2 separate regions of the Homo sapiens genome follow, and region 2 is linked to region 1. A link is an interaction called in ENCODE POLR2A ChIA-PET data of the cell type or tissue named here. Cell type or tissue: PC-3. All regions are shown on one strand.

Region 1 (5,000 bases):
CTACTTGGGAGGCTGAGGCAGAATAGCTTGAACCCGGGAGGTGGAGGTTGCAGTGAGCCGAGACCGCGCCACTGCACTCCACCTGCGCGACAGAGTGAGACTCCATCTCGGAAAAAAAAAAAAAAGAAAGAAAAAGAAAAAAGTCCCCTCCACCTCAAGAAATCTGACTATAAAATTGAAGGAAGAAATTGAAGAGTACTATACTGTCCACTTAATTACCCAATTAATATAAATAAAGGCTGAAGAACTTTAAGGAATAAAAATATTTTTTAAAGTTTCTATTTGAGAAATGGTAGAATTTTTGCGTGACTTGTAATACACGGGGGAAAAACAATTTTCCAGCGGGAGGTCGCGGAGTGGGGGGAACAATTTCAACAGTGTCGTCACAAAGCAGTACAATTCAGTACCTCACTCCTGCTTGTTGACTTTTTCAAAGTTCTTCTGTTCTGGTATAGTTTGGCAAATATAGCATAGAACATTTAGAATAGATGCAGACAATCTGAGACGAGTACAGCAAGAGGAAGGGCGCCCTGAAAACTAGAACTACAGGCCAGACCCATTCTTGCCCAGGAGCTGAAGTTAAAAATGCAAGGGGTTTAGGAATCTATCGCAGCAAAAAAAGTGAACATCTAGAACTCTTGAAACCAACTTGTATGCTTTCTATGTGCCAGACAAATTTCCCCAATAACAACATCAGTCAGGAATTACACAAAATAGAGATTCAAAGAGAACAGTGGCTTGCTTGAGATTACAGAACTAGTAAATAATGGGTACACAGTTTGTGTAACTCCCAAACTCATGTTCTTTCCATAGAACATGGAAAGGAAGCCTAGATTCGAAGGCCTCAAAAACATGAATACAATGTATGGAAACAGTAAAAAGTGGCCAGGTGCAGTGGCTCATGCCTGCAATCCCAACACTTTGGGAAGCTGAGGCAGAAGGATCACTTGAGCCTAGAAGTTTAAGAGACTAGTCTGGGCAACACAGTGAGACCCATCTCTATTTCTTATATATAAGAAATAGCAAAAATCTAAAATAGGCATCACAAACTAACCAGGACTACAGAACACAGTACGTAGTTATATGCACATGAATTTATTGCATCACAAAACTACCCCAAACTCACAATTCAAGTCAGATTCATTGATGTTATTTATTTTATATGTAGCAAGAAAACAGAAGAAAACAGCATAGGAGCAAAATGTAAATGAAAAACTGTTAGATATATCTAAAACGAAGAGATGCTGTTAGTTTTGCTTCAACCTCTTTTAGTTATAATTTGCCTGCATATACTGAAATAAAATCTGACAATAGAAAAGAGCGTTTTATGAGCCATCTTTTTAATATGGCCTATTTGTATTATGCATACTAAAGGGGAAAAAAATTCCCTCTAAACATCACAGAACAATCCAACGTGGAAAACCTTACAGAAATATTTGTGGGACTACTTTTCTAGCTGTAGAATTCATATACTACATCTAATTATTAAGTAAACCTTGCATTCAAAAAAGCATGACATTCAAATATAAGGTTGGCAACAGAAAAATAGAAACATAAATAAAATGAAGCATTAAAATAAAACTGAGTAGAAAGGCTGAACTCTTGTATCAAATACCAAGAAACATTCATATCATCGTAATTTGAAAGAAGTAAAAAGCTTTGAAAGGCAGAGAATTGTGCACTTTAACCCCCAAAACTATATTAAAATGTACTTACCCCAAATGCCCAAATTATAAACAATCCAGATTCTTAAATACACCAAATTTATTTGAAATAGATATTCCAAAGCTCCTCTTTTTCTCCTCCTAATCTTCAAAGCTCAATCGGAGACCAGCCTTCCTCCTCCTTTCATTAGCTGGACATGTGTCAGCTCTCTCACATCTGCGATTTCTCACTGACTAGAGCTGCCTGTCCCATTCCAGGGAAACACAGATGGATCCCAGATGGGAAGGTCCTGCCAAACAGACCAGCTCTTCACCTTGCCAGAATCCCCAGATACAGTCAGTCTCTCTCTTTTTCTCCCTCCCTCCTGCTTCCTCTCTCTCCACTACCCTTCCAACCCTCCCTGTTACCAGGGCTCTTTGCCAGCTGATGTCACTAAGTACACACCTCCCAGTGGCTCCTGGCCAATCTGACATTAACTTGTTAAATACGTGTAATTTGTTTATGGCTGACAATAACAGCAAGGATATTGTGCAAAACCTATCTGTGCAAATCCCTAGTGGAATAACACGTAGAGACACACAGAGACACACAGACTCACATTTTTGGGAACATTCAAATGTTTAGCAATTACCATTTAAAGTCCTATATACTGTCTGGTTTCTGCTATTGTTTAATAGCTTCTGTTTTTTGAGCCAGTTTTTAAATCCTAATATAACAAATTCCTTCTTAAAATCAATTATTAAAAATATGTTTTGAACATATAATTGGATGAAAAATATAAAGTTGCAAATTAATTTGGGGAATATAAACAGAAATGTATGTAAATGATTCACACAAGCTGCCTCTCAGATCCAGACTTGGTAGCACTGCAAAACTGGCACGTGATTAAAATAAGACAATGCAGGCAACATGGTTCTGATGCTGTAAAGATTATAAATGGAAGATGGGGACACAATGCAAAATTGTTTTAAAACAGAGCAAATATAAATGTCAGAAATAACATAATATTTAACATTAAAATAACTGCTAATATAAGTGTCAACAATGAGTCGCCAAAATAAAAAATATTTTAAGAACAATAACAATGAAAATCCAGAGAGATGACAGAAACCCATAAGGTCAGAGTTTAATCCTTTATACCTCAAAGAGCTAGCATATAATAGCTGCTCAGTCAATTTCTGCTAAATAAAAATCGAAGGTTGACAACTGATACCATACTATAGTTACACAAAATGGTACCACTGGGGCAAATTGAGTGAAGGGTCCAACGGACCTCCCTGTACATTTTTCATTATAACTTCCTGTGAATCTACATTTTAAAATAAAAAGTTAAAAGATTGTGGGTGGTGGTAGCCAGGTGCAGTGACTCACACCTGTAATCCCAACACTTTGGGAGGCCAAGGTGGTCAGGTCGCTTGAGCTCAGGCGTTTGAGATCAGCCTGGGCAATTTTGGGAGGCCAAGGTGGTCAGGTCGCTTGAGCTCAGGCGTTTGAGATCAGCCTGGGCAACACAGTGAGACCCCATCTTTAAAAAAGAAAAGAAAAAGAAAGGCCAGGCACTGTGGCTCACACCAGTAATCCCAGCACTTTTGGAGGCCGAGGCAAGCGGATCACAAGCTCAAGAGATCAAGACCATCCTGGCCAACATGGTGAAACCCTGTCTCTACTAAAAACACAAAAATTAGCTGGGCGTGTTGGTACGCACCTGTAATCCCAGCTACTCGGGAGGCTGAGGCAGGAGAATTGCTTGAACCCGGGAGGTGGAGGTTGCAGTGAGCTGAGATCATGCCACTGCACTCCAGCCTGGTGACAGAGCGAGACTCCGTCTCAAAAAAAAAGCAAAAGCAAAAGCAAAAAAAGATGGCCAGGGGAAGGCGGGGGTCTTGGCTTCTTCCTGGGTCACATTACATGACACATATCCTATACTAAAATCTACATGAATACAGATTCGGCATGAAAGATCCCCTGCATATATATATATATAGTCAAACAGGTGTGGTTATAATTCTCTAACCCTTAACCTTCTACCATACTTGGGATATATCTGCAATCTGTAAACAATATTTCTGTCATGGCAATTTTTGACAAATAGGAAGGAAGGCTATTTCTGTCAAGGGCAACTTAATTACTAGGTTTTAGGGCTTCATTTCATACCAGTGATGGTGGTAATAATAGTAACACCAGCAGGTTCAGTGTTTGTCATGTGTACTCACTAAGTGTCAGAGACTATTCTAGTTCCCTGCATTGCTACAAAGGTCCTATGTTAAAGGGCCTATAAGGTAGGTATTATTGTCTCAAAGTTATAGCTAAGGAAAGTAATGTTCAAACAAGTTAATGCCACATAGCTAGTGTCAGCATCAGGTTGTCTGAATTCACAGCTAGAGCACTACACCCCACTGCTGACAAGAAAATGAATCCAAAGATGCTGCTGGCTGTCTTGGATCACTTGTTCTCAAGGAAGCCAGCTACCATGTTGTGAAGACACTCAAGCAGTCCTAAGAGCCTTCCACATGGGGAGAGACTGAGACATCTTGCCAATAGCCGGTATCAAATTGCCTACAATGTAAGTAAGCCATCTTGACAGCAGACACCAAGCCACTACCATCGAACTAAGGCACCTCAGAATTATGACCCATACAAACCATGTGAGGTGATAAATACTGTTATTTAAAAAGGAAAACAAGGTGGGTCTTTCACTTCTAGCACTCAGATTATGGATCCTAAATAGCATTTTCCAATAAAAGGAAGCAGAGCTCTTCAGGAAAATAGTCAACTCCAGGTATAGGGCAGAAAATGTACAAAACTTGTCATAACAGAAAGCAATCAGGCCATCAATCACTTCTGGAGTTATGTCCCAAGGACTCAGAGAGAGTTAATGTGAAGAGGCTCCCACTAACAAAGATGGGGTAATTTGAGGAGCAATAAAAAATGACCACAATTGGCCAGGCGCAATGGCTCACGCCTGTAATCCCAGCACTTTAGGAGGCCAAGGTGGGTGGATCACAAGGTCAGGAGATCAAGACCATCCTAGCCAACACGGTGAAACCCCGCCTCTACTAAAAAATACAAAAATTAGCTGGGTGTGGTGGTGGGCGCCTGTAATCCAAGCTACTTGGGAGGCTGAGCCAGGAGAATGGCTTGAACCCAGGATGCAGAGGTTACAGTGAGCCAAGATCATGCCACTGCACTCCAGGCTGGTGACAGAGGAAGACCCTGTCTCAACAACAACAACAACAACAAAAATCACAATTGGGCCAGGAGTGGTGGATCACACCTGTAATCCCAGCACCTTGGGAGGCTGAAGTGGGCAGATCGCCTCAGGTCAGGAGTTCCAG
Region 2 (5,000 bases), 57 kb before region 1:
GACAATATGGTCGCTACTATTAATAGTCTCTACTATAAATACAAAAATTAGCCGGGTGTGGTGGCGCGTGCCTGTAGTCCCAGCTACACTGGAGGCTGAGGCAGAAGAATCGCTTGAACTCGGGAGGCAGAGGTTGTAGAGCCGAGATCGCGCCACTGCACTCCAGCCTGGGCAACAGGGCGAGATTTTGTCTCCCCAAAAAAAAAAAAAAAAAAAAAAAAAAGGCAGTAAAATTAAAGGTATTATAGAGATACTCATAAAAGAGAGAAAACAAATTTCCATAAATATTGACAAAATTCAAAATACAGTAACAATTGAATACAGTTTTTCTGTTAAATGATTCTAATCAAATCAACACCAGAGAAAACCAAATCCAGGTGCGCAGATAGAATAACTATCTTGTATTCTGTAAAAACGTCAAGATCACAAAGAGCTGAGTAACTGTGCCAGATTAAAGTGGACTAAAGAGACGTGACAACAAAATGCAATGGGTGATCCTGAGTCAGATCCAGAACTATGCTCCCTCCCAAGTTTTTCTTTGTTGTAAAAGACATTAGTGGGACATGTGGTGAAATATGAATAAGGTCTATAGGTAACAGTGTTGTATGAATGTTACTTTCCTGATTTGATACCTGTATTTAAGTATTTAGATGTATAATGTCTGCAGCTTACTTTTCTTTTTTGAGACAGAGTCTTGTTCTGTCACCCAGGCTGGAGTGCAGTGGCACAATCTTGGCTCACTGCAACCTGCACCTCCCAGGTTCAAGCAATTCTCCTGCCTCAGCCTCGTGAGTAGCTGGGACTACAGGCATGTGCTAATTTTTTCTATTTTTAGTGAAGACAGGGTTTCACCACATTAGTCAGGCTGGTCTCTAACTCCTGACCTCAGGTAATCTGCCTGCCTCGGCCTCCCAACGTGCATGGATTATAGGCGTGAGCCACCACACCCGGCCTTGCGGCTTACTCTTAAATATTTCTTTTTTTATTCTTTATTTTATTTTATTTTTGAGAATGTCTCACTCTGTCACCCAGGCTGGGGTGCAGTGGCACAATGTCAGCTCACCTGCTTCCTCTGCCTCCCAGGTTCAAGTGATTCTCCTGCCTCAGCCTCCCAACTAGCTGGGACTACAAGCGCCTGGCTATTTTTTTTTTCTATTTTTTTTTGGCAGAGACGGGGGTTTTGCCATGTTGGCCAGTCTGGTCTTGAACTCCTGAGCTCATGCAATCCACCTGCCTTGGCCTCCCAAAGTGCTGGGATTATAGGTGTGAACCACCGTGACTGGCCAAAAGCTGTTTAGAAGATTTTATTCCATGTAAATATAACATATATAACATGGCCTCATTTCATTTATCATGTAAGCATGATAATGCAGAACAATCTCTCCAAAAGTTATGCTCCAGAGAACATTATTGCAGAAGACATCTTTAGAAACTAGACTATCTGGGGTTCGGGGAGACACAAACACTGTCTTCCTACATCGTCTCCTGACCTTAGAGTAAGTCTAAACTGCAAAGACCTTGCCTTTTGTCTGACAGCCTCTCAGACAACACTCTTCACACTCTGACTATACCCAAAGGATTAGTGACCAGTTATTTCTTCTGCTAGGACCTCAGCCTCCCTTCCACTTTCACACTTCCAGCCCAAGCACCTCCTATTCTCTCCTATGCTAGCTACTTCTATGTGTTAGCAGCAGTGTCTGCACACAGACCACAACTTAAGGCTTTTGCAATTCTCATCTCATTAAACCTGACGTTTATCTGTTAACTGCACTCAGACCTCTCTACCAGCCCAAAATAAAGATCTAAAAACGTGGCAAGCGGCTCTGATTTAAATCACGTAACAGGGATTAGCAGAATTTGAGGAAATATTCAAGATAAATTATATTCAGTAATTATCAAATTACCTTGAGAAATGGAATCACAAAAGGACGAAGGGGAAAGTTTGTGGCTTCTTGGAGCTTACAGTGGAATTCCTCAATTGTCACTGTTGAGTTCTGAAAAGATAAATAACCTTGTTCAACTTCCAAAACTGGACTTCCAAAACTTATAGTGCCAAACTCTTCTTTTTTTTTTTTTTTAATGTTATTTATTTATTTATTTATTTGAGATGGAGTCTTGCTCTGTTGCCCAGGCCAGAGCGCAGTGGCGCGGTCTCGGCTCACTGTAACCTCCACCTCCTGTGATCTCCTGACGGTGAACTCCTGACTTTGTGATCCACCCGCCTCGGCCTCCTAAAGTGGTGGGATTACAAGGGAGAGCCACCGCGCCCGGTCTTTTTATTTTGTTTTTTAAATGTTTAGTAGAGATGCAGTCTCGCTATGTTGTCTAGGCTGGTCCTGAACTCCTGAGCTCAAGCTATCTTCCTCCCTCAGCCTTCCAAAGTGTTGGGATTACAGGGGTGAGCCACCGTGCTCAGCTGCTAAAGACTTTTAAATCATAAGGAAAAGGATAACTGCAGGAACATCATCAGGAACTCAGACGCCTGGCAAAGGTAAACCACACTGGTTTCTTATGACAGAAACCCTCCTTGATTCCCTTCACCACCACCAAATTCTCCCCTTTGCCCAGCAGCCTAGGCTGCAGAATAGGGCACTGCCTTTCTCACTACCCATGAAGAGAGGCACTCTGATCCCTGATATTGAGGGGTTCATTGCAAGTCACTTCAGGAACAGGCAATCAAGCTTACAATGTTTCCTGTTACAGAGATAATGACTTGGCCTAGGATGTCAACTCTAAGACATTTTGGACTCAGTAACCCAGTGTCACATTTTTTCAAAAGTTCATTTCTTTTTCCAAGTTCTGCCCCCTACCTCCTGGCATAACTTCCCCCAAATCTTCAAACAAACAAACAAACAAACAAACAAACAAAAACCACCAGAAGCAAAAGAAAAAAGAATAGTTGCCTTCTACCTTCAAGTGGCCTGTATGCATTATGCATACCAGAATAACTCCCAACCGGCAAACCCCCATTGGTAAGTTATCACTGTTCTCTAAAAGGTGGACGTCCTCTGTGTTTTCCCAAAAGTCTAGGCCTCAAATTAGGAATGAGACTCAGCAACTCTGCTAAGGGGAATGAACAAATAAAAATATTTTCTTCAAAGTTCACACAATATTTGTATTTCAATTGCCGATAACACTGTATGATAACAAATTAAAACAAACGAACAAAATGAAATATGGGGATTATTCTGAATCCCTGCTTGCTCCCCAGAAAGAGCTATAACATTTCTAGGAATTTACTTTTAGAAACTTTGTAAGTGTTCAAAAACATAGTATGTAACATGCAACTTACCCCCACGCTATCACAATATATTTTCCTAACAAAAAAAAAAAAAAAGGAAAATATATAGATCTACCAACAGAAAGCTACATTAAAATTACAAGAGTCATGTATCAGAATGCTTATGCAGGGAGGGGGTAGAGCAGATTTGTACGCATTAAGGCAGAAAAGGTACCTACAATACTGTTAAGTGAAAAACCAGAAACAGAACATTATATTTTCTAAGAATCCACTTACAAAAATAACACACATGCATATTATATCATATATTTAATGCCTGGGAGAATAATCACAATAACAGTTATTTCTGAGTGTGCAATTATGTTGGATTTTCCAAATATATCATATTTATTATTCGGTAAACATTAAGACATTTTCCTTCAGGGAAAAGGGGTATGTCCAATTTAAACATATTAAAGGAAAATGTTTGAACACTTTCCCACATTTCATACCAAAAAAATTCTTTTAAAGTTAACGTTATATCTGTTTTAAGTATATGACATTTGCACAATACAGCAAAAGAAACCTGTAATTCTGGTAATCAGGAATAAAAACTAAGTGTAAGAGAATGACACTCTTTTATATCTACTGCAAGGGAAGCAATCAGGTCTTGAAAAGCAAACACAAATAGATTAAATGTATGGAAGGGCTACATGAATGATTTTAAGTATACTTGTGGGTAGACAAGGGGAAAGGATGGATTGTGTGACACAGGGAAATAGTGAGTTAGGCCAGAGAAATGGACTCAGGTTTACATACATAGTGGATATAGGGCAGTCCTGTATGAGAGGGATAAACACCTTCCTCCTTCAGCTAGTTTATAAAACCTTATTTTATATTAAGAGCATAATTGTTTGTTTCTTCCCCTCAAAGATCTCATAGTCTAGTGGGAAAAGAGGCAACTAAGCTATTCATTACAGTATGATGGAGGTACACATGTACAGGACACTACTGACTCACAGAGAAGACGTATTTGCTTAAAAATTTTTTTTTTTCAGAGATAGGGTCTAGCTCTGTCACTTAGGCTGGAGTGCAGTAGCATGATTATAGCTCACTGCAACCTTGAACTCCTGACCTCGTGATCCGCCCACCTTGGCCTCCCAAAGTGGTGGGATTACAGGCGTGAGCCACCGTGCCTGGCCATGCCCAGCTAATTTAAATTTTTTTTTTTGTAGAGGAAGGAGTCATGCTACATTCCCCAGGCTGGTCTTAAGCTCCTGGCCTCAAGTCGGCCTGGGCCTTCCAAATTCTGGGATTATGGGTGTTACCTGGCCAGAGAAGATATATTTGAATCAAACTTAGGGGGACAAGGATTTCTGTACATCAGTGTTGTCCTTGAGGAAACTGAAATGCAGCTTTGGGAAAGATGTGTCAGAGCAGAGAGAAGAACGTTGAGAGGTAAGATGCTGAGGGAATCTGGTCTCTGGATTTCAAGGGCAACACTTATACTCCAATGTATCCTCTATTCAGCTTTCTCCAATGCTTACATCTTTTTTTTTTTTTTGAGACACAGTCTTGTTTTGTCACCCATGCTGGAGTGCAGTGGTGTGATCTCAGCTCACTGCAACCTCAGCCTCCCAGGTTCAAGTGATTCTTGTGCCTCAGCCTTCCAAGTAGCTGGGATTACAGGTGTGCACTGGCACTCCTGGCTAATTTTTGTATTTTTAGTACAGATGGGATTTTGCCATGTTGACCAGGCTGATCTCCAACTCTTGACCTC

What was found. Peaks named below come from ENCODE experiments on the same cell type or tissue, not always from the same donor. Only the 100,000 strongest peaks of a DNase experiment are listed, where the experiment ranks them.
Region 2: POLR2A ChIA-PET joins it to region 1 with 11 read pairs; 5 of 35 experiments call an interaction of 5 or more read pairs at or near these places.

Annotation. Positions count from the first base shown.
Region 1 is chr20:33,559,391-33,564,390 of GRCh38, reverse strand. The region is part of intron 1 of CBFA2T2 (CBFA2/RUNX1 partner transcriptional co-repressor 2); the gene reads right to left. Among named protein-coding and RNA genes, the nearest start is that of CBFA2T2, 72 kb to the right of the region's middle. RefSeq lists an enhancer at 1,934-2,228. In PC-3, no CTCF peak of the experiment used is centred here; a DNase peak (open chromatin) is centred at 2,090; H3K4me3 peaks cover 706 bases; H3K27ac peaks cover 797 bases.
Region 2 is chr20:33,616,511-33,621,510 of GRCh38, reverse strand. It overlaps CBFA2T2 (CBFA2/RUNX1 partner transcriptional co-repressor 2), which reads right to left. Exons shown (of 11, transcript NM_001032999.3): 4 at 1,905-1,994. Among named protein-coding and RNA genes, the nearest start is that of C20orf144, 43 kb to the left of the region's middle. In PC-3, no CTCF peak of the experiment used is centred here; no DNase peak of the experiment used is centred here.